Linked DNA regions of Homo sapiens: region 2 is linked to region 1. A link is an interaction called in ENCODE POLR2A ChIA-PET data of the cell type or tissue named here. Cell type or tissue: OCI-LY7. All regions are shown on one strand. Each heading gives the region's core, and the rest is flanking DNA. Links, peaks and the distances in the headings are about the cores only.

Region 1 (10,851 bases), core at 1,772-9,771:
CAAACTTCCTGCTTAGATAAGTCTTGCTTCACAGAACCTGCAATGGAGACAGGAATGCCTCTCTGAGGAAGAGAAACAGGGAAGGTATAGCATAGTAGCATAGGGTGCTATCTTGAAGTAATGCAGATTTTTCAACCAAGAGCTCATTTTTAAATCAGAACCTGGAAGAATGAGATGATTTATATAGCAGATGATTAATCTCTGTCTTCAAGCAATCAGCAGAATAAGTCAGTGAAACATCTCATATATTCTCCTTTCTGATTTTCCCACAAACAAGACCATCTCAAATTTGAAATCAACATTTTACAATCCATTTACTATATATTTTGTTGCTTTTGTTGTTAATGCTAGAAGCATGCCCTGTTTTTTTGGAAGAGTGTTTATGCAAGGGTTGGCCATATTCATAAACATTCATAGTGTTTATCTACGTAGGGTTGGCTTTGGAATTGTGGAAATTATCCACACTGTAGACACCATCTGAATGACTACAGCAAGAGGACCAGTTTTTCCAGCCAGCCACTTTAGTCCCTCCCAGTTCTACTAGCCTGCAAGAGAGTAGCCTTGTAGGAACTATCTCTGCAACCTGAGAACTTGAGAACTAAATGCTCGGTTGACTCTGAAGCCCGACTCAGTACTTTGTTATCCAGTGCTCTCTCTTTTACACGAATAATCAACTGAAATAAATGAAGTAGCTTTGACATAATGTGAAAAGCCTGGCAAAGGAGAGTGAACTGAGAATTCGGCAATGCCTGAAATCAGAACTAATCATCTCAAAATCATCTTAAAATATATTTTAAGTGGCTCAGGCTACATTCTGGTACATTGTACATGATTCTTTATGTAACACATTTTTCTTTCATGGTTTGTTTCAAGAACCATGACCTAACTCAGAGATTTCCTGTCTTTCCTTGACATCACAGTGCTATATGAAGTTGACACTGTCAGCAAAGAGTAACTTAGGATACATCTGTTGAATGTATCATCTTATTTCCAAAAGAAGTTTTACTGTCTGTGAGAGTCATGATCTCTTTTTTTATCTCAAATGAAAAGGCAATTGATGTTTAAAGTGATATGGATAAGTGGTATAAGCTTAAAATTTGCTTCTGTTAACATTTTAAAGTGTTTTCAAAATGAAATTTTTTTTTTAACTTTAAAAAGAAAGACTGCTGTTGAAACCCTGTCTCTACTAAAAATACAAAAATTAGCTGGGTGTGGTGGCACACACCTGTAGTCCCAGCTACTTGGGAGGCTGAGACAGGAGAATCACTTGAACCTGGGAAGTGGAGGTTGCAGTGAGCCAAGATCACGCCACTGCACTCCAGCCTGGTGACAGAGCGAGACTCCGTCTCAGAAAAAAAGAAAGACTGCTTTATATCAAAGATCCTCAGGTCTGTTTAATTACGTATATTTTTATGTTTTCAACCACATTCTGAATAAGAAATTGTGGCTACATGCAGAAGTAGAACCAGATTTAAGGTAGTACATTTGAAGCTTTACTATTTGGAGGGGCTCTCTCTAGGAAAAAAAGAATTTACAAATACAAAATTAGATATGAAAGTGAATACTTATTTAAAACGAGACAATTCAAGACAAAGTGTAAATTTTAAACAGTTGTTACATACTGACTGCTTCGGCTATCTACTGCTGTACAATGAATCACCCAAAACTTAGTGACTCAAAACAACAATAATTTTATTATCATCACCCACAGGTCTGGGGCGTTGCTTGAACTCAGCTGGGCAGCCCTTGCTCAGGGTTTCTTATGAAGTTGTAATCAGATGGTAACTGCGGCTGGCATCATCTTGCTGCCACTCACGTGTCTGGAGTTGTTGCTGACTGTGGGCTGGGACCTCTGCTGAGGCTGGTGGCTGGAACATTTATATGTGACCACTCCACGTGGTCTTTCCATTTCCTCATGGCATGGTGGCAGGGCCTGAAGAAAATCAGGTGAACACTGTGTCTCCTTTTACAAACCAGCCTTGGCAGTCAGATAGCATCTATATTAATTTCACACTGATGGTCTAGGAAATTACCACAAATTTAGGGATTTAAAACAACAAATGTTTATCATATTACAGTTCTGGAGGTCAGAAGTTCAAAATGGGTCTCACTGGGCTAAAATCAAGGTGTCAGCAGGGCTGCAGTCCTTCTGAAGGCTCTAGAGAGTATTCATTTTCTTGCCTTTTCCACCATCTAGAGGCCACCTGCGTTCCTTGGCTTGTGGCTCTTCCTCCATCTTTAAAGCCGGCATCATGGCATCTCCAGATCTCTCTTGACTCTGACTCTTCTGCCTCCCACTTCCAGCTATAAGGACCTTAGTGATTACATTGGGCCCACCTGAATAGTCCAGTATAGTCTCACCATCTCAACGTCAGCTGGTGCTTGCTTCAGCATCACATATATTAAAATTGTTTTTTTGTTGTTTTTTTTGTGTGTGGGGGGGGTTGTTTGTTGTTTGTTTGTTTGTTTTGAGATGGAGTCTTACTCTGTCACCCAGGCTGGAGTGCAGTGGCACGATCTCGGCTCACTGCAACCTCTGCCTCCTGGGTTCAAGGGATTCTCCTGCCTCAGCCTCCCAAGTAGCTGGGATTATAGGTGTGCACCACCACGCCCAGCTAATTTTTGTATTTTTGGCAGAGACAGGGTTTTGCCCTCTTGGCCAGGCTGGTCTTGAACTCCTGACTTCAGGTGATCTGCCCGCTTCAGCCTCCCAAAGTACTGAGATTACAGGCGTGAGCCACCACGCCTGGCCACATATATTAAAATTGGAATGTTACAGAGAAGATTAGCATGGCCCCCATGCAAGGATGACAGGCAAATTTATGAAGTGTTCCGTATTTTTAAGAAAAAGAAAAGTTTGGGCATGGTGGCTCATGTCTGTAATCCCTGCACTTTGGGAGGCCGAGATGGGAGGATTGCCTGAGCCCAGGGCTTCTAGACCAGCCTGGGCAACATGGCAAGACGTTTTCTCTACAAAAATTTTAAAAATTAGCCAAGCATGGTGGCATGCACTTGTAGTCTCAGCTTGGGAGGCTGAGGTGGGAGTATCACTTGAGTCCAGGTCAAGGTTGCAGTGAGCCATGTTCACACCACTGCACTCTAGGCTGGGTGACAGAGAAAGACCCTGTCTCAAAAAAAAAGAAAAGAAAAGAAAAGAAAAGAAAAAAAAGGTCAGCAGATTTGCAACCTTAATTCCATCTTGCTATATTACATAACATATTCACAGCTGGTGAGGAATAGGATGTGGACATTTTTGAGGGACCTTTATTCTGTCAACTACAACATCCTTTCAGCCACAGTCACATCTACTCAGGTTCAAAGACAGGGAACGTAGATTCCACTTCTCAATGAGGGATGTGTCAATCACCTTATAACAAGAGCATGTGGGATAGGAGATACTGTGATGACTGTCTCTGGAAAATAGTCTTTTACATTCACAAACATAAAAAATCTGGAAAATCCCATAATATTTTTTATTAATAAACTGCCTGACATATGGCTGTACAACTTTTTACCAATATTTTTGGCTGTATACTCTCTGATCACCTCTTCATATGATAATAATATATTAATATAATTTTCTGAAGAGAACTTTTTTTAAATTTAGTTTTTCCTTTAATATGGCTAATCAAATTTTGTTTTTAAAAAATTGTTGCTGTTTTAAAATGTTTATTTCAGTTTTATAATTCATTATTAATACCATAGTATATGTTATGGTTGATATTAGATTTGGGAAAATCTTTACCAAGTTTTTTTCTGCGTACAAGCTATAAAAAATCCAGGATACCAGTGAAAACGGATAGACTAATTATTTAGCTTCTCATCTGTTTCTTCATTGCAGAAGCATATTTTGAGGTTTATGTCATCTTTGTCAATGTCAGTATTTTGTATCAAATCAGCAAGAAATTTCTATATTTTGTAGGATTTTATGATTCCTTCCTCTTAATAGAGTATCAAACAATCCAAGACTTATCCATTACTTCTAAAAATTTCTCTTTTCCCTGTAAGGAAGCACTGGTTTTAGAATGATCTGGAAAAAGTGTTATACATAGTTTGCTTCTTCGTATCTGAACAAGAAGCAATGTCATCATGCATTTTTATCACTTTTATTTCATATCCCATTAACTTTTTATGTAAATTTTCTCTTAGTTCTTCAATAAAAGCACTTTTAGATAACAAAACAGAGCACCTTTCTTTTATATCCAAATTAGGTTTTTATAATTCCTCATTGTTTTATTGGAACAATCCAAAATGTGTTTTTAAATTTTAGTTAAATGATATGTTTTCAACTCAACTTCCCCTTAGATCCCCAAAATGCTGGTGGACACTCAAGCACCTCTAAATTCAAGGGAAAATGATACAGTGAAATTTGACATGGAGAAAGATAGCAGCCTTAACTGATTGTAATTAAAATCACTTACTTTCACAAAACTCAAAAAAATATATATGTGAACTGTATCAGTCAGGGTTCTCCAGAGAAACAAAGCCAATAGGATATATATAGATATAGTCATGCACAGCAAAATGATGTTTCAATCAGTAACGCATCACATATACAACAGTGGTTCCATAATATTATAACATTGTATTTTTACTGTAGCTTTTATCTGTTTAGATATGTTTAAATACACAACTATTTACCATTGTGTTAGAGTTATCTACAGTATTTGGCACAGTAACATGCCGCAAAGATTTGTAGCCTAGGAACAGTAGGTTATACCATATAGCTTAGGTGTGTAGTAAGCTATAGTACCAAAATTTGTGTAAGTACACTCTATGAAGTTTACACAATAATAAAATTGCCTAATGACGCATTTCTCAGAACTTATCTTCATCATTAAGCAATGCATGACTGTATATAGAAGGAGATTTATAATGAGGGATTGGCTTATGCAATTATGGAGGCTGAGAAATCCCACAATCTGCTGTCTGCAAGCTGGAGGCCCATGAAACCAGGTGGTGTAGTTCCAGTACAAGGCCCAAAGGCCTGAGAATCCCGGAAACCAATAGTGTTAAGTCCCAGTCCAAGTCCAAAGGCCTGAGAATCAGGAGCACTGATATCCAAGGCAGGAGAAGATGAATGTCCCAGCTCAAACAGCAAGGGCAAATTCACCCTTCTCCTCTGCCGTTTTGTTCTATTCAGGCCTTCAGCATAGTGGATAATGCCCACCCACATTGGTGAGTGTGGTCTTCTTTACTAGTCTACTGATCCAAATGCCCTTCTCTTCTGGAAATGCTTTCACAGATACACCCCAAGATGTGTTTTGCCAGCTACCTGGGCATCCCTTAGTTCAGTCAAGTTGACATAAAATTAACCAACACATGAACACTCTGCTAGGGCCACTCCTGAGAACTTGGAGAGAGTGTGCAAATGAGGGCCCCTGAAGCTAAATTTCATTAGCTTTATAATAATCTACATGTAGTAATCAATAATGAAGTTGTCAAGCACCGTATTCAGTGATTTATATGTCCTGACATAACTTTAATGCCTGTAACACACACAAGTGGTAAGTACCATCACACAGACCCAGAAATAGAGTCCCAGGGAGTTTATGTAACTTGATCCCACAGCTAGACAGTGGTGGAATCAGTGTTCAAACCTAGACAATCTGACTCTAGCATCCACACTCTTAACCACTATTTTACAGTGACATAGTTACTATGTTACATAGATCAAGTTTAACCACTATTTTACAGTGACATAGTTACTATGTTACATAGATCAAGCCTAGTGACTATGTTACACAGATCAAGCCTATATCCGAATTGTTTTATTTTCCTTCTTCTCGAATACCAGGAAGAAGACCTATTTGGCTGTATTTCCTACTAAGTTCACTCAAAATGGCTGCATCAGTAGTTTAGGTTAGTTTAAGCACAGGCAATTTGGATTGGGTGTTTTATTATGAAATTTAATCACTGGTCACCTGCATACGTGTGTGCGTGTGTGTGTGTGTTTCCTTTGTTTTTTGTTTTTCTTCAATAGAAAGCAAATATGCTTTTGAGAAATCTTAGACTTATCTCTGTCAAACTAATCTGAAAAGAAACTGTCCAGACAGATCAGGCCTGCCAGGATCAGCTACCCTTACCCTAGAGTTTTGAATTAACATGTTTCTTAAAAAAAGCCAGCCAGTTGTTTCAACACAGTCCCACCACTCAAATCTCAGGAAAGCCAGCAGGGGAAGAAAAATGAGGCTCCTTCTTTTCTGCCTGGGGGGAGATGTCTAAAGATTTGAGACATCATGTGAGTGTGTCATGTCAGTAGTTTGCAAATGTTTAGGGGCCAGAAAGAAATTGTGCTATGTTCCTATTTCTCCTGATAAGGACTATTTTGCAGACATGTGGGTTCTTTTCTACCTTATGACAAGGAAGTGTTTTTAAAGTCTTTAAAACAGAAGATGGCAATCAGCAAATACTCTGATGACTCTACTATTGTTAGCTCAGCTGCATACCATCATTCTAAGAGGAAGTCAAGGCCCTCTGATAACTCACTGCTAAAACAGCAGGTTTGAGGTTTACAGCCTGTGCTGGATTCTAGGAGGTAGAGATGGTAAGGGGTGGACAAAAAGAGTACATAGAAAATAAACTTTTTTAGAAATGTGCCAGAAGTTACCAATGTATTGTGCTTATTGTGTTGTGCAATGTTTGTTAAGTTTTTATGATGCACATAAATAATATGCTATCTCGAGATCTTGTATTTAAACAGGACAGAAACATATTGACTCATCCTGCGTGAAGATTAGCTTCCAAGAATATTCAGGTTTCTGTAGCCATGTGTCTTACAAATGCAGCATTTTAAAATCTTCATTGCTTCTTTTGTTCAGTTTAATAAAAGTTGTCTGGGCAGCTAATCTATTCCAGGCACAGTGGAGGAAACAGTAGACGCAAAATGGCTATGGTTTAAACCCTACCCTCAGAGAGCTCAGAGCCTAATGGGAGAGAACAGAATTGACAAATCACAATACTGTTATGCAAGTTTTGCAACAATAGCAGTGTGTAGAAAGGATAGCAGCAAAACAGGGAGAGAATAGTTATCTCAGGAGGGAGAGATTTCACTGTGTGACTGTCTTCTCCTTTCAACTCAGAATGTTACATACATTTTTAAGAATGAGCAGCTCTGCACAAGAACAGATTAACAGCATCTAAGCAACTCAAGAGTACATGTGGGTAGAACTTCCACCTTCAGGATGTCCTTTTGACACTGGTGCTTCCGGTATATTTGTGAAACCCATTATCCTAACTAAAACTACTTCAAGTTATACTTTTGACTTATTTAGGCTAAGTGAGATTATTGCCATTTCCCTGTAAGGGTTACTTATTTTACTTTATTTCTTCTTCTTTTTTTTTTTTTTTTTGAAACAGATCTTCGCTCTCGTTGCCCAGGCTGGAGTGCAATGGTGCGATCTCAGCTCACTGCAACCTCCTCCTCCTAGGTTCAAGTGATTCTCTATCCTCAGCCTCCGGAGTAGAGACCAGAAGAATGTACATTACCACAACAGCATTAGTTGTATTGCATTGTTTGGTTACAGGTGATTTTGTTTTTCTTTTTCCACATTTATTTTCCACATATTATTCCACATAGAATAATAAATCCTTGAGTGGTCTATTTTACTTCAGAGTAACTACATCTTTCATACTTTTTTGCTTTTTTGAGATGGAGTCTCGCTCTGTCGCCCAGGCTGGAGTGCAGTGGTGCAATCTCGGCTCACTGCAACCTCCACCTCCCGGGTTCATGCCATTCTCCTGCCTCAGTCTCCCGAGTAGCTGGGACTACAGGCACCCACCACCATGCCTGGCTAATTTTTTTGTATTTTTAGTAGAGACGTGGTTTCACCATGTTAGCCAGGATGGTCTCAATCTCCTGACCTCGTGATGCCCCCGCCTCAGCTTCCCAAAGTGCTAGGATTACCAGGCATGAGCCACTGCTCCTGGCCAGGGTTACTTATTTTAATCATGAAAGTAATAACAGCACATTACAGAAAATGTGGAAAAAGAAAAACAAAATCACCTGTAGCCAAACAATCTAATACAATTGATGTTATTGTAGTAATGTACATTCTTCTGGTCTCTTTTCTGATAGATAGATATATATATAAATATATATATTTATATCTGATATATATATATTTAATTGTATTGTAAAATACACAAACAAGAGAGTATACATATATTCAATGTAAAGACCATCAATAAAGGCTGGGCATGGTAGCTCACACCTGTAATCCCAGTTCTCTGGGAGGCCAAGGAGGGAGGTTCACTTGAGGCCAGGAGTTCAAGACCAGCCTGAACAACATAGAGAGACCTCATCTCTACAAAACTTTCTTTCAATTTGCCGAGCATGGTGGTGCATACCTGTAGTCCTAGCTACTCAGGAGGCTGAGGCAGGAGTTGAAGGCTGTAGTGAGTTATGTTCGAGCCACTGCACTCTGGCCTGGGCAACAAAGCAGGACCCTCTCTCTAAAAATATAAATAAATAAATACCATCAATAAAACAAGTAATTGTGTATCCACTACCCAAGTTAATCAATAGAATATAATCTGAAAGCTCTAGATGCTCTTCCTGGATCACATCCCCTACTCTCTCTCTCTGAAAGTAACCCTAGTACCAAATATTCAGTTAATCATTCCCTTCCTTTTAAAAATAGATTATCTGTATCCCTAAATAATGTATTGTTTAGTTTTTAAAAATTTATATAAGTGAAATCACACTGAGTATATTTTTCTGTGACTTTTTTTTCCAACTTTGTGTTTGAACTTCATCCATGTTTGCCTATAGCCATAGCAAATTTTATTGCCATATAATTCCATTGTATAAAAATACTATAATCTGGCCAGTTGTGATGACTCATGCCCATAATCCCAGCCCTTTGGAAGTCTGAGGCAGGAGGATCACTTGGGGCCAGGAGTTCAAGACCAGCCTAGGCAAAATAGTGAGACCTCCCCATCTCTAGAAAAATTTGTTTATAATATTCTATATGTTTCACTGGTAACATTTTATTTATATTCTTAATTTCTTTTTTTAAATAGCTCACATTTATTTTAATGTTTAATATTAGAAGTGTTTGAGATCTTTATTTAGAAGTTTGGTGATTTCTTGTGACAAGAAATATGCTGTAGAAGCTTAACTCTTTTTTATATCAATTAGCCTATGGTAAAATTCTTTTTGTTATACATCATTTCCCTTAAAGTTGAAGTTTCCAAGAATCTATCAATGACATTAAATAAGAACTTATTATATAGCTAAAATATAACATTAAAATAGAAAAAAGAAAATACATTCCATGTAATTTTAATCAGTTAACTACACAACTTCTAGAGTGGGTAAAATATGACGTTTTTGTGTGTGTGTGTCTTTTTTTAAATTTGTATAAATGTATGGGATACAAGTGTAATTTTGTTACATGCATAGATTGTATAATGGTGAAATCAGGGCTTTTGGGGTATCCATCACCTGAGTAATAGACATTGTACCCATAAAAAGTAATTTCTCATTATTCACCCCCTCCCACCCACTCCCCCTCTCCAGTTATGTTGTTAATTTCATTAAACAAAAATGAAGGGTCTGGACCCTGTAAAGCCTGAATAATCTGGATAATTATGAAATCTACATTTCATTTTGTACTATACAGACTTTAACTTCACAATAAATACACATATCCCAGACCTCGGCTGTCTAATAGTTAAAAGATCTTGAAACCTGGAATCAGCACACTTGGCTTTTTGTACTGGCCCTGACATCTGCTAGCTGAGTGACCCCTGAAAGCCCCCTCTCCCGCATTCGTAAAAATAAGATTATAACTACTGACTATCTCACAAGACTGTCTGGGAAGATTAAGTGAAAGAATGTATGTAAACACAATTAGTAAACCATAAAATACTAAGCAAATGTAAATTATTATCTTGGGTTCAAATTTCAGCTTTACTACTTTATCTCTATATGACTTATATGGCAAGCTACTTAGTTTTTCAAAGCCCGTTTCCTTACCTGAAAAATGGCAGTTTTATAAAGATTAAATGAGACAATATATAGACAGAGAGCTTAAGTGCCACATAGTTTGTGGCACATAAGGCCTTACACATAAGGCCTTGGTAAGTGTAACTAGTATTTCTTATTGTCACTTATCTTCTTACCCATATGAAAGAAAACATTGCTTTAAGTTGTTCTTCCAATAATTTAACAGTTTATTCCAAACTATTCACATGATCAATAACCCGTGCTTAGAAGAGACCTGAATTGGATAGCGTACAAGCTACAGCAAAGGAGCAGAGCTTTTCTCTGTACAGAGCTAACTGGCCAATATGAAAACTAAACCTTGTCCTTATTAGGTAATTGGATGAACCAACCTGGACACAAACTGTATAAACAAATTTTGCATACCAAGAATGTTGTTGCCAAGCCCAAGGATCAGCATCAATAAAATCTGATGAATACTACATTCATAAAACGTTTGGATAAGAATTAACATTGCCTGTTTATTTCTTACAAGGACATTTCAGTAACGACCTATTTCTTTCTCTTTGCTTTTGTTTTTATATCGCCCTGTCCTTGCAAATCTGAACTCTGTGCCCATTTCTACAACAGATGGCTTTGGCTGTTGCCACCCAGCCGTCTTTTCCTTTTTTGTTCTGAGAAGTGAACAAAGTGGGTCACCATGGAGGAAAGCTGCGTGCTACCCCTCACGGGCTTAATTTGATTCCCTACAGCCCTTGAGGTCAGAAATCCCCAAGCTGTTTATGACCCAAATTCAGATCTGCAATGTGCCCAGGAAACCTGACAGCTGTGTGGGCAATTCTGGCTCCAAATTATGCTAACCTTCCTGTGATTCCATTTAAGACAAAATGAAACAAAACAAA
Region 2 (10,851 bases), core at 1,476-9,475, 160 kb after region 1:
TGGAGGAGAAGTAGTTTTTGTCTAGGGAAATTCAGGGGGTACCTTTTAGGAAAGCTAAAGTTCCCCAAATCTATCAGTGAAACAAAAGCCCAGCTTGCAGAACCCTTCTGGATAAATGTTTCTATGCCCAAAAGGTCACTTTCTTATGAATGTATACCTGAAGTGTATAACTGGTAGTTTTTCAGAAAATTCCCAGCTGACTTCATTATTGAGATAATTATAAAACAAATTATGTAAGAATGTGTGCCACCACCTACATTCTGAGCGCTGCTGTAAAATATGTTCCACAATTCCAAATCTTGCTTCACCAGAGAAGGGCAGCAAAAGGCTTAGAGTCAGACAGACATGGGTTTGAATCCCAGCTTTGCTTTCTACTTGCTTTAGTCTCTATTCTGCCCTCAGTAAAAACAGGAAGAGGTGCTAGGCTCTCTCATACATATCTCCTTGGCAGGGTTGTTGGGAGGAGATAAAGAGGTATGGATGAGAGTGCCTAGCACTTAACAGGTCTTCTGAAACTTGGACTTCCTTTACCTACAGTAGTTGGGAGGAAGAGGCAACTATCATTTAAAAATCTGAAATTAATCAGAAGTTCTATTACAGCTGCTAGGCATTCCAGGAGAAGCTGCTGACCAGCAGGGCTCTCGGACATATGAATAAGGTAAAATCACAATAAAAATAAAGTGAACAGAAAGAAATAAAAAACGAGAATGATGATTCTAGCCTGAAGAAAATCCATTCCTAAAGAGAAAACTCATTTACAAAGCTGGAGGAAAAGCCACAAAATCACATTCCTGTTTGCAGAATCAGCAGTTAGCAGAATCCACATCCTCCCCAGCTGGGAAGCATTCTGGATTCCCCATCACTTTTGCTTCTGCAGTCATGCACCACTTTGTGATGAGGAAACATTCTGAGAAACATGCCAGTAGGTGATTTTGTTCTTGTGTGAACATTCTAGAGCAGTGGTCCCCAACCGTTGTGGCACCAGGGACCAGTTTGTGGAAGACCATTTTTCCACGGACAGGGTTGGTTTGGGGATGAAACCGCTCTACCTCAGATCTTTAAGCATTAGATTCTCATAAGGAACGCACAACCTAGATCTCTCCCATGCACAGTTCACAACAGGGCTCAGGCTCCTATGATAATCTAATGCCTGAAGCTGATCTGAAGGAGGCAGAACTCAGGCGGTAATGCTGACTAGCCCATCACTCGCCTCCTGCTGGCCAGCCCAGTTCCGGACAGGCCACGGACTGGTCTCAGTTGGCAGCCTGGGGATTGGGGACTCCATCCTAGAGTGTACTTGTGAGACGTGAAGCCAGCTGGCCTTCCTGGGTCGAGTGGAGACTTGGAGAACTTTTCTTACAAGAGGATTGTAAAACACACCAATCAGCACTCTGTAGCTAGCAAGAGGATTATAAAATGCACCAATCAGTGCTCTGTAAAAACACACCAATCAGTACTCTGTAGCAAAAGGATTGTAAAATGCACCAATCAGCACTCTGTAAAACGCACCAATCAGGAGGAGTCTAAAAGTAGCCAATCGCGGGGAGGATTGAAAAAAGGGCACTCTGATACAACAGAAACAGAACATGGCAGGGACAAATAAGGGAATAAAAGCTGGCCACCCAAGCCAGCAGCGGCAACCCGCTCAGGTCCCCTTCCACGCTGTGGAAGCTTTGTTCTTTTGCTCTTCACAATAAATCTTGCCGCTGCGCACTCTTTGGGTCCGTGCCACCTTTAAGAGCTGCAACACTCACCATGAAGGTCTGCGGCTTCATTCTTGAAGTCAGCAAGACCACAAACCAACCGGCAGGAACAAACTCCAGATACACTTACACAAACCTAGATGGTATAGCCTACTAGACACTTAGGATATATGGGATAGCCTATTGCTCCTTGGCTATAAACCTGTACAGAATATTACTGTACTGAATGCTGTAGGCAACTGTAACACAATGGTAAATATTTGTATATCTAAACATAGAAATGGTACAGTAAAAGTGCAGTTTTATAATCTTACAGAACCACGGTTGTATATGCGGTCCATTGTTGACTGAGAGTTTGTAAAGCAGTACATGACTGTATTTTAATCCAGCCCTGGGTCTACTGAAATTAACAAGCTCGGTGTGCCCAGATGGATTTTATTCACCATACTTAAACTGAAGTGATATCCCTTTTCTTTACTTTTAAAAATGAAGTGTTTCGGTAGATGTGGTTAGATAGGCCGTAGCCTCTGATCCTTATCAGCAGGCGGAAGCAAGACAGCATGTTACCAAGGTGATATTTGAATTGTTTAATCCAAACAAATTAAAATTACGTTTCCATTCGAAAGCAATATTTAATTTTTACCTTTAAAATCAGGTATTACAATTTAAGTTTAGAAAGATTTTTCTCTTTAAAATTTATTTTTTTTTAAATTTAAGAGATAACATTTATGTATTCAGGTGGAGAGCTGGAGATTTTTATTAACAAGACATGGTGATTACATTTTTCTCAACGCCTCAGATTATGGATAAATAAAGTATACTGATCCAAGTCACTTAATCCTCGGGCTTATGTTTCCTCCTCTGTAAAGTGAGGAGATTTAATCAAATTACCTCTAAACAAAGTCTCTGGTTCTTTGTTTTTTCTAATTCTAAGGCTTCTTAATCTGGATGTTAGAGATGCATAAATCCAATTCCGTCATTTTGCTTAAGGAAAGCCAACACAGGGTGAAAAATTCCTGGAAGCATATTTGCTCTGGCCAGATCAAGATGGCTCAAGTTTTAATTGACCCATGAAAGGGAGTTTCTATCAGTTATGCTGGGAAACTCCAAACCAAATGGAAATCTGTGTGCATAACCTCTGTGTTTTCCACCTCAACTTTTAATTTCTGCTTAACTACAATACATATGAATTAGCTAAGAAAGTTATGTACCCACTGTTTACAAATGCCCTGCTTAAAAGCAATTTCTTTTTGTTTGGCTACATCTCCAGTCATCCACGAGATTTTTGAAAAGTGGATTTATATCCTCAAAACAAAACCTAGGGCTGGGCGCAATGGCTCATGCCTATAATCCCAGCTACTTGGGAGGCTGACGCAGGAGGATCTTGCTTAAGCTCAGGAGTTAGAGGCTGCAATGAGCCAGGATTGTGCCACTGTACTCCAGCCTGGGTGACAGAGTGATATACTTTATCTCCAAAATAAAAAAACAAACAAAAAACCTAGGAAATGACTTCTCTGTATAAGTTAGTTATCTGTTCTCAAAAAGAAAAGCAAATCTTTATTCATGCTTTCATTCATTCAGCAAATATTCATCGAGTACCAGTGTGGGTAGAACACTGTGTTAAATGCTAAGGATACCATGATGAAAAAACAAAGCCTCCCCAACTCATGGAGCGTACAGGGTAATGGGGCACACAGATGTCAATCAAATAGTCACAAATACATAACCATAAAGCTATCCAAAGGACAGGATGCTGTGTAGCCTTATAACTCATGTGATTAACTACTCATTCTTTGAGTGAATTCACCAGCCTATAGTATGTAAAAATATGTATTAGTCCAAAGCACTGTTGAATATTAATTTAATAGGCGGCCCCTGTGTACAGCTGATGTGCAGGTTTCACATATTCAGATGAAAACAAATAGTCTTTCTGAGCAGCAGTACCTGATGGGAGAAGGTAGAAATATCAGAACTCAGGTTTCAAGGGAACAGATGTCCAATTTTAAAGAGAGCTGAGATGAAACCATGGGGCAGCAGAGGGCAGAGGAGACATGTACAGTACACTCCTTTGAGCTCTGTCTTTTCTCCTTACAGAATACCCACTTGGAAAAGAGAAGAAGTACATACCCCTTCATCTTAGGTCATGTCTTTTTCTGAGGTCCTATTTCAGTAGTACAGACGCCTCTGAGCTGAAGAGAGGTAAAGAAAAGAACATGCTGTCTCGCACACAAAATCTTTGACTGACCACCAGCCACCTCCCAGTATCTGGAGAAATTCTGGCCTCACGAACTGTCCGCAAAGTAAGTTTTATTTAAGTACCCTGATTAATCATTTCTGTAGATACACACTCTTATCTGACTGCATTCTAGAAAGTATTGAATTGGTTTCACATTCTCTTTTAAAAAAAGAAGGTTAATGGGAAGATGGGAAACGCCCTTAGTTCTCATGCAAAAGGGAAAACACTGGAATGCAAAGTTTTGACCCAAACCACAGCTATGAAGCCAGCATCGGGATGCTTTCAAAGCTAAGCATTGCTGGGGTAACTTTCATAATATAAAATGTCTGGACCATCTCATTACCAATGAGAATTGCATTCTTTAAAGATGATTTGAACAACATTTGCTACTCTGCTTGTCATCTATACCATGAAATCCCATGCCTAGAGCCAAGAAAACCCCCAAGGAAATTGTCTCACACAAGCAGCAGAACAGAGAGCGCCAGGCGGCAGTGAGGAACTGTTAAGAGAAAAACCATATGGTAATACAAGGAAAGAACAACTTCTCAGTGCGGCCCAGCTGGAAGCTGAGACTAAGGAGGAGCATCCAGGAGCCAGCCCCTAGGTCACAAAGCCAGGTAGATAAGCTCAGAATGCCAAACCCAGGGAGCCACTCTGGAAAACATATCATATAACCAAAAAAGCACTTGATTAATACTGAATAATTGTCCCAATTCCAAGTGCTATCTCCAAGTAACTTTCTCCAGAAGACTCCCAGTAGAGGAACACATTTTGCTTTTCCAGATCCTTACAAAATTAATGCCGTGTGGGGGTTTTCTTTGGGGCTGGTAAGATTTTCGGGAAATGTTACCTTTTAATTGTTTTGTTTCTGTAACATTTGAATTATTACAAAAGAAAAAAAAGCTGTAGTTTTATAATAGAAAATATATAAGATTTTTAAAATCCAGGAACATCAATAACAATAATACTAAATAAAGATCTTTTTTGAGGAGGTAAGCCCACAATATTTATTGTAGCTAATAGGTAGGTTAACAGAGTAAAATAGGAGAACTTAATTTTTCTAATAGTAGAACCAAGTCATGTTGAAAGTGACAGGAGGAATCGGAAAAGTGGAAAAGTGTAGTGGAAGGTGCCCAACATGTGAAGTCAAGACAAGAGCACCTCTTTCATAGTTTAGCTGTGTGACCTAGGGTATTTAACTTTGCCTCAGTTTTGTCAGCTTTAAGACACATTCTCTCACAGGGCTGTTGTAAAGAATTAATTAACATATTTATCTTTTGTCAGCTCATTTTACACACTTTTCTTGCCCATCCTTGCCCATGACTTTAATAGCCAACCATAAGCTAACAACTCCCTTTGTCATGACCCACACAGCCCAATCTCCTCTGCTGGGCTTCCTACTGTACAGCATGGCCCAGGCATCTCTAAGCCAACATCTCGGTGGAACTCAGCCTATCCCCATTCTCAATTCAAATAAGTCCTCCTATTTTTTTCACGCCAAATAGCAGCAATGTCTACTTCAAGGTATAAGAGAGTCCCCCAGAATAACATGTATTAGCATGCATCTGATAAAATCTGCACAGTTATAGACCTCCACCCTCTTGCAGGAGAAAAAAAGCCCACTGTTTAATCAGCTTAAACCCTCCCCTATCCTCTGAATTGGACAGTGAAGACTTGAAGTCATCAGTATCATGTTAGCTTTTCTCCTCTGTGCCCTGATGTATACCTCTAACATTTGCTGGTCACCCACCACACTCTTTTCGGCCAAATTTTTCCCACTCTGCCCTTTGGACATAACTACAACCAGTCTACTACCAGCTGGTTTCCATCCCTAAGCCCTGAAATCCAATGACTAACTTTGATATTTCTCTTAACGCTGCCCTCATTCGACTTCACCAAAATTTGTAAGCGCCTTGTTGTTTCAACAGAAGTCATACTCTCCAACCTTCTCATTTTCAGATAAGGAAACAGGTACAATGGCTACTTGACTAGTGTTCTTTATGCATGGGCCAGGTGGAGACAGAGTGAGGCGCGGGAGAACCCAGGACCCTGGTGCCTGGCCCACCTTCCCTCCATTACACTTAGGCCCGCTTTGCAGATAAGAACTCACATTGGTTGTGGATGAAGCCGAATCTAAAAGGCCTGGAAATACCATGCTGCATTCGTTCTCGTTCTTCCACCTAGACCTGCAGCCCCCTTTCTGTCTCTACAGCCTACCCAGGTTTACCTGGGACTAGAGTTTCACCTTCATTCCATCAGAAATTAAATTTCTCATATGCCCTTAGGAAAAACGCTGTTGAAAAGCAGTCCCCAGAAACAGGTATCCGAAGTGAACAGAGCCCCAGAGCTGCTTACAACCCCAGATAGGGGGAGGAGGGGAATCACTAGCAAAACAGCATTTCAGCAAACAACCACCAAGTGTGAAAATCCAAAAACTGTACAAAGCTAGAGCACTTTTTTCTTAGAGACAGAATGTTTTTCTAAAAGTCTGTGTAAACTCTTGAGAAGTTAAATCTAACTGGATGCCAAGAATTAACAACAACAAAAAAGACATTTTCTTCAGTTTCCAAAGACCACAGTCTCTCTCTGAGCACAAGTGACTAATGCCTGTAACAGCCGAACATTACAAAGTGCTGACCAGCAGAAAGTCTGTTTGGGAATGACAAGGTCCACGTGTGCATTCCAGGGACGCTTACAGATTCTGCAGTACTCCAAGGAAGACAGGGTGGGAGGGAAGCAATGTGACAAATAGGCAAGAAGTATTTATAAAGGCACGACCCAATTAGAAACAGATGTTGCAGCTGCTCTTTCGCACTGGCCCACATCAGAGATGATGAAAAGCCCGTCACCCAGCAGCCACCTAGGAACACTAATGAGCAAAGCAAGCGGGGAAGTGGGGAAGAGGTCATAAACCATTTCAAAACCCTCTTGCTGTCCAGTGGGTCCCAAACAACCCAGTTCCATTTAAGACATATCACGTCTCTTGCAGAGCATAAAACCACCCACTTGTCTCACTGTTGTTTATTTGGGTCATTTTTGTCCCTCCTGCCCTGTCTTTATCCTATGGAATATCTTCAAAACAGTGACGAATAGGAGGTCAAATAGAATTAAGAGGCTCAAAGCAGTTGGAAGTTTTTTCCTCAACTTTTTATGTCCTGTGCTACTCATATTCACACATCTATTCCTCAGTATTTCCTGTTTGAGAAATATTGTGGCTCAGTTCATCTATTTCTATTCACTGAATGCATTCATCAGCAAATAATGAAATATGGATGGGACGCTTCCTTCCCGATGCCACCATTTCTATCACCGGATATAAATTAGCCACTTCCTTTCTGAAAGATACCATATATTTCTGTGCCTTTCTGAAAAGGCAGGGGATTTTCAGTTACAGTAATGGCCATGTGATGGCAGTCTCTGTGAGAGAAGAAAAAAAAAAAATCCAATCCAGTTCCAAGCAAGTCATGAACAAAAGCACCAGGGCTGTTTCCCCTAGTCACAACCTGGCTGCTTTCTCCTCCCAAGGCATGTTCAGTTCCTAATCCAGGCTGACCTAGAACATCTGAGTCCAGTGACACATTTCCAGCACCTGAAAATTGAGGAATTATACCAGAAATGACCAAAACCATGATACATATTGAGGAAATAAACATACCAATTAACATCTGGTCTTGCTCTACAAATATTACTAAACAATTATGGCCAAAATCCTCAAGTCTTCCTAAGAGTTCTTTTTTTCTTTTCTTTTTTTCCCTGAAATGGAGTCTTGCTCTGTCGCCTAGGCTGGAGTGCAATAGCGCGATCTCGGCTCAATGCAACCTCCGCCTCCAGGGTTCAAGCAATTCTCCTGCCTCAGCTTCCGAGTAGCTGGGATTACAGGCACCTGCCACCACGCCCAGCTAATTTTTGTATTTTTAGTAGACACGGGGTTTCACCACGTTGGCCAGGCTGGTTTTGAACTCCTGACCTTGTGATCTGCCTGCCTCGGCCTCCCAAAGTGCTGGGATTACGGGCATGAGCCACCACACCTGGCCTCTAAGAGTTCTACTGTGTCTTAATCTCAACCCTGGATAAAACAATATCAGGATGGAATAGGGGTTGTTTACATAAATGTGGGGCATGTGCTAGTTTTCTACTGCCATATAACAAATTATCACAAATTTAGTGGCTTGAAACAACATCCATTTATTAGCAGTCAGTTTCATAGGTCACAACTTTGGGCATGGTGTAGCTGGACTTTCTGCCTGGGTTATCACACGGCTGAAATCAAAGTGTGGGCCAAGCTAAGGAGGTTGTCCTCTCAAGGCTCTGGGGAAATACCCTCTTCCAAGCTCATTCCAGATGTGGGCAGACTCAATTCCTTGCAGCTGTAGGACTGAGGGCCTTCTCTCCTTACTCGCTGTCAGAGGCTGCACTCAGCTCCAAAAAGTCACTGACGGTTCCAAGCCACGAGGTCACCTCTGTCTTCAAAGTCAGCAATGAAAAATCTCCCTGTGTCCCTCTCACATGTCAAATATCCTTCTTCAGGAACAGTCTGGTCCCTTTTAAGGGACTGCTTAATGAGGTAAGGTCCACCCAGGTCAATCTCCATTTCTAAACGACAGCTGTGCCATAACCTACCTGTGGGAGTGATATTCACAAGTTCTGGGGATTATGCAGAGCGTGTACACCAGGGGGCTGGGATCTTGGGGCCATTTTCGGATTCTGCCTACCAAAGTATACATTATTTCAACATCCCTATTTCTCCTGTGTAACTTTAGGATAAGATATAATAATGAATATTGGCATTTCCCCAGCTAAAAAAAAAACAAAAACAAAAAACAACAAAAAAAACACACAACTGTCTCCAGGAGAAAAAAGATAGATATTAGTAAAAGCATGGTAAACTAGATCCCTCTCAGGCTACCAAGGCAAACCTTTTACACTGAATCTGATAAGGGCAGCTAACCACAAACTAGCTAGCCTTTGGAGGAAGCCTTCCAAAAATGAAAGTAAACTGCAAATGTTTAGGTGTTGTGTTTGTAACAAGAATTCTAGGAAATACAAAAGATTCTTAAGGAATTTGAGTCTTATTAGGGAGATAAGTTATTGAGGTAAAATGGAAGATGATTTTGAAATGTTTCATGATGAAATATACTACAAAGATTACAGGGTTAGACAATGGAGATGAATGTGGACCAGAGCAAAAATGTAAAACTCTCTTAAAGCAGGTCAGTTTTGCCCTAGGTTATGGTAAGATGAAATAAGATCTGGGCCGGGGGTGGTGGCTTATGCCTGTAATCCCAACACTTTGGGAGGCTGAGGCAGGCAATCACTAGAGGCCAGGAGTTTGACACCAGCCTGGCCAACATGGTGAAACCCCGTATCTACTAAAAATACAAAAATTAGCCAGGCATGGTGGCACCCGCCTGTAATCCCAGCTACTAAGGAGGCTGAGGTGGGAGAATCGCTTCAACCCAGGAGGCGGAGGTTACAATGAGCCAAGATCACACCACTGCACTCCAGTCTGGGCAACAGCAAGACTCCATCTCAATCAAAAAAAAAAAAAAGATTTGAATAGTTGCAGAAAGGGAATGGAGATGGATGGAAAGAAAGAGGTAGAATCTATCAAGGAAGGCAGCAGGAAAAGGAAAGAGGCCCAAAGGGCAGGGAAATCAATGAACTAGGAAAACTAAGAGTAGAGGATGTAAGACTTTAAAACTGATTCTTTTTCAGTTTACTGGAAATAGTCCTTAAATGGGGAGCATTATGCCCAGGATGTGCTACTAAGTATTCGAGTGTCACTTGGGGGAGAGATCTAGAAACAATCACTGAGCAGCCACGTCATGAAAGACTTTTCTGTTTCCCACTCCCTAGTGTACTTACAAACATATCTTCCCACCAGACCAGCACACCAAGGGATCATGAGTATAGAATTGCCTCAGTCAAGGTTTTAACCCAGATTACCAGCTGGGGCAACCATCCAAATGGTAAGCTATTTGATGCAAACTTCTGCAGAGCATGAAAAAAAAAAAAAATGCATATCTTGCAGAGAAGCTAATAAACAGACTCTATTTGTTACCGCTACAAGTTCAGCCATTCTAATCAAGCTAAAGCTTTCTTACTCCTTCCTTACTCTGTTCTCCTTCTCAAAAAATAGGACCAAATAACCCCTAATAAATCAATAAATACTCCCACTAGCAGAGACAACTTTCTGCCTTACAGAAAGTTAACTGCACATTGTAGAAGCATCCACCTAGGTGTAAGAGAAAGTTGGTTTAGAGTTTTTCTCACACATACTGTTGTGCTTAGGAAAGCAGACCCAAGAGGCTGTATTACAATTTTCCTCTTTTCTCAAAGTTCTCCTATTGATAGAAGATTTTATATGCTGGCTTTCTTGTCTTGATCAGTTAATGCAAAACAAACCTTTTCACATGCTGCAGCTCACAAGAATGTTCCCACAGTCCTCTCCACCCCCTCCATTGTCCACTAAAAATGTCTCTTAAAGAGCCATTTTCTTTATCATTATCATCATGTTGATATGTCTGAATAATCAAGTAGGGCCCAAGTAGAACACAGGGAAAATGCAACTGCATACAACAATCCGTTATAAATCCCATCAGCTCTCAAAAAGAGATGATAAAATATGTGCAAGAGCACAGGTTACATTTTTACTCATGTTGTTACCACAAAGCACAAAAGGTTTGGGTCAGCAGCCCAGACTTCTCAGCAAGATCGGGTCCAATTCCACATCAATGGTCCTAGATTGATAGATTAAGAGTATGGGATATGTGAATGGGAATATGTTTCTGACAGTCTTGATAGCATGATTACAGGGAAGCATTAAGCTAAAATCAAAACTTGAAAGATTATAGCTTGGCAAGAGATCCTTGCTGTAATCCATACGATCTGTAGGAAGGAAAAACTGAAGTT

The links. Peaks named below come from ENCODE experiments on the same cell type or tissue, not always from the same donor. Only the 100,000 strongest peaks of a DNase experiment are listed, where the experiment ranks them.
Region 2: POLR2A ChIA-PET joins it to region 1 with 5 read pairs; 3 of 35 experiments call an interaction of 5 or more read pairs at or near these places.

What each region holds. Positions count from the first base shown.
Region 1 is chr4:77,142,319-77,153,169 of GRCh38, reverse strand. It overlaps the pseudogene RNU6-1187P. Among named protein-coding and RNA genes, the nearest start is that of CCNG2, 9.5 kb to the left of the region's middle. RefSeq lists an enhancer at 527-576. In OCI-LY7, for the core only: a CTCF peak has its summit at 2,196 (motif pointing left); DNase peaks (open chromatin) are centred at 6,479 and 7,179; H3K4me3 peaks cover 752 bases; H3K27ac peaks cover 2,223 bases.
Region 2 is chr4:76,980,850-76,991,700 of GRCh38, reverse strand. All of the region lies in intron 1 of SEPTIN11 (septin 11), which reads right to left. Among named protein-coding and RNA genes, the nearest start is that of SEPTIN11, 37 kb to the right of the region's middle. In OCI-LY7, for the core only: CTCF peaks have their summits at 7,130 and 7,330; no DNase peak of the experiment used is centred there.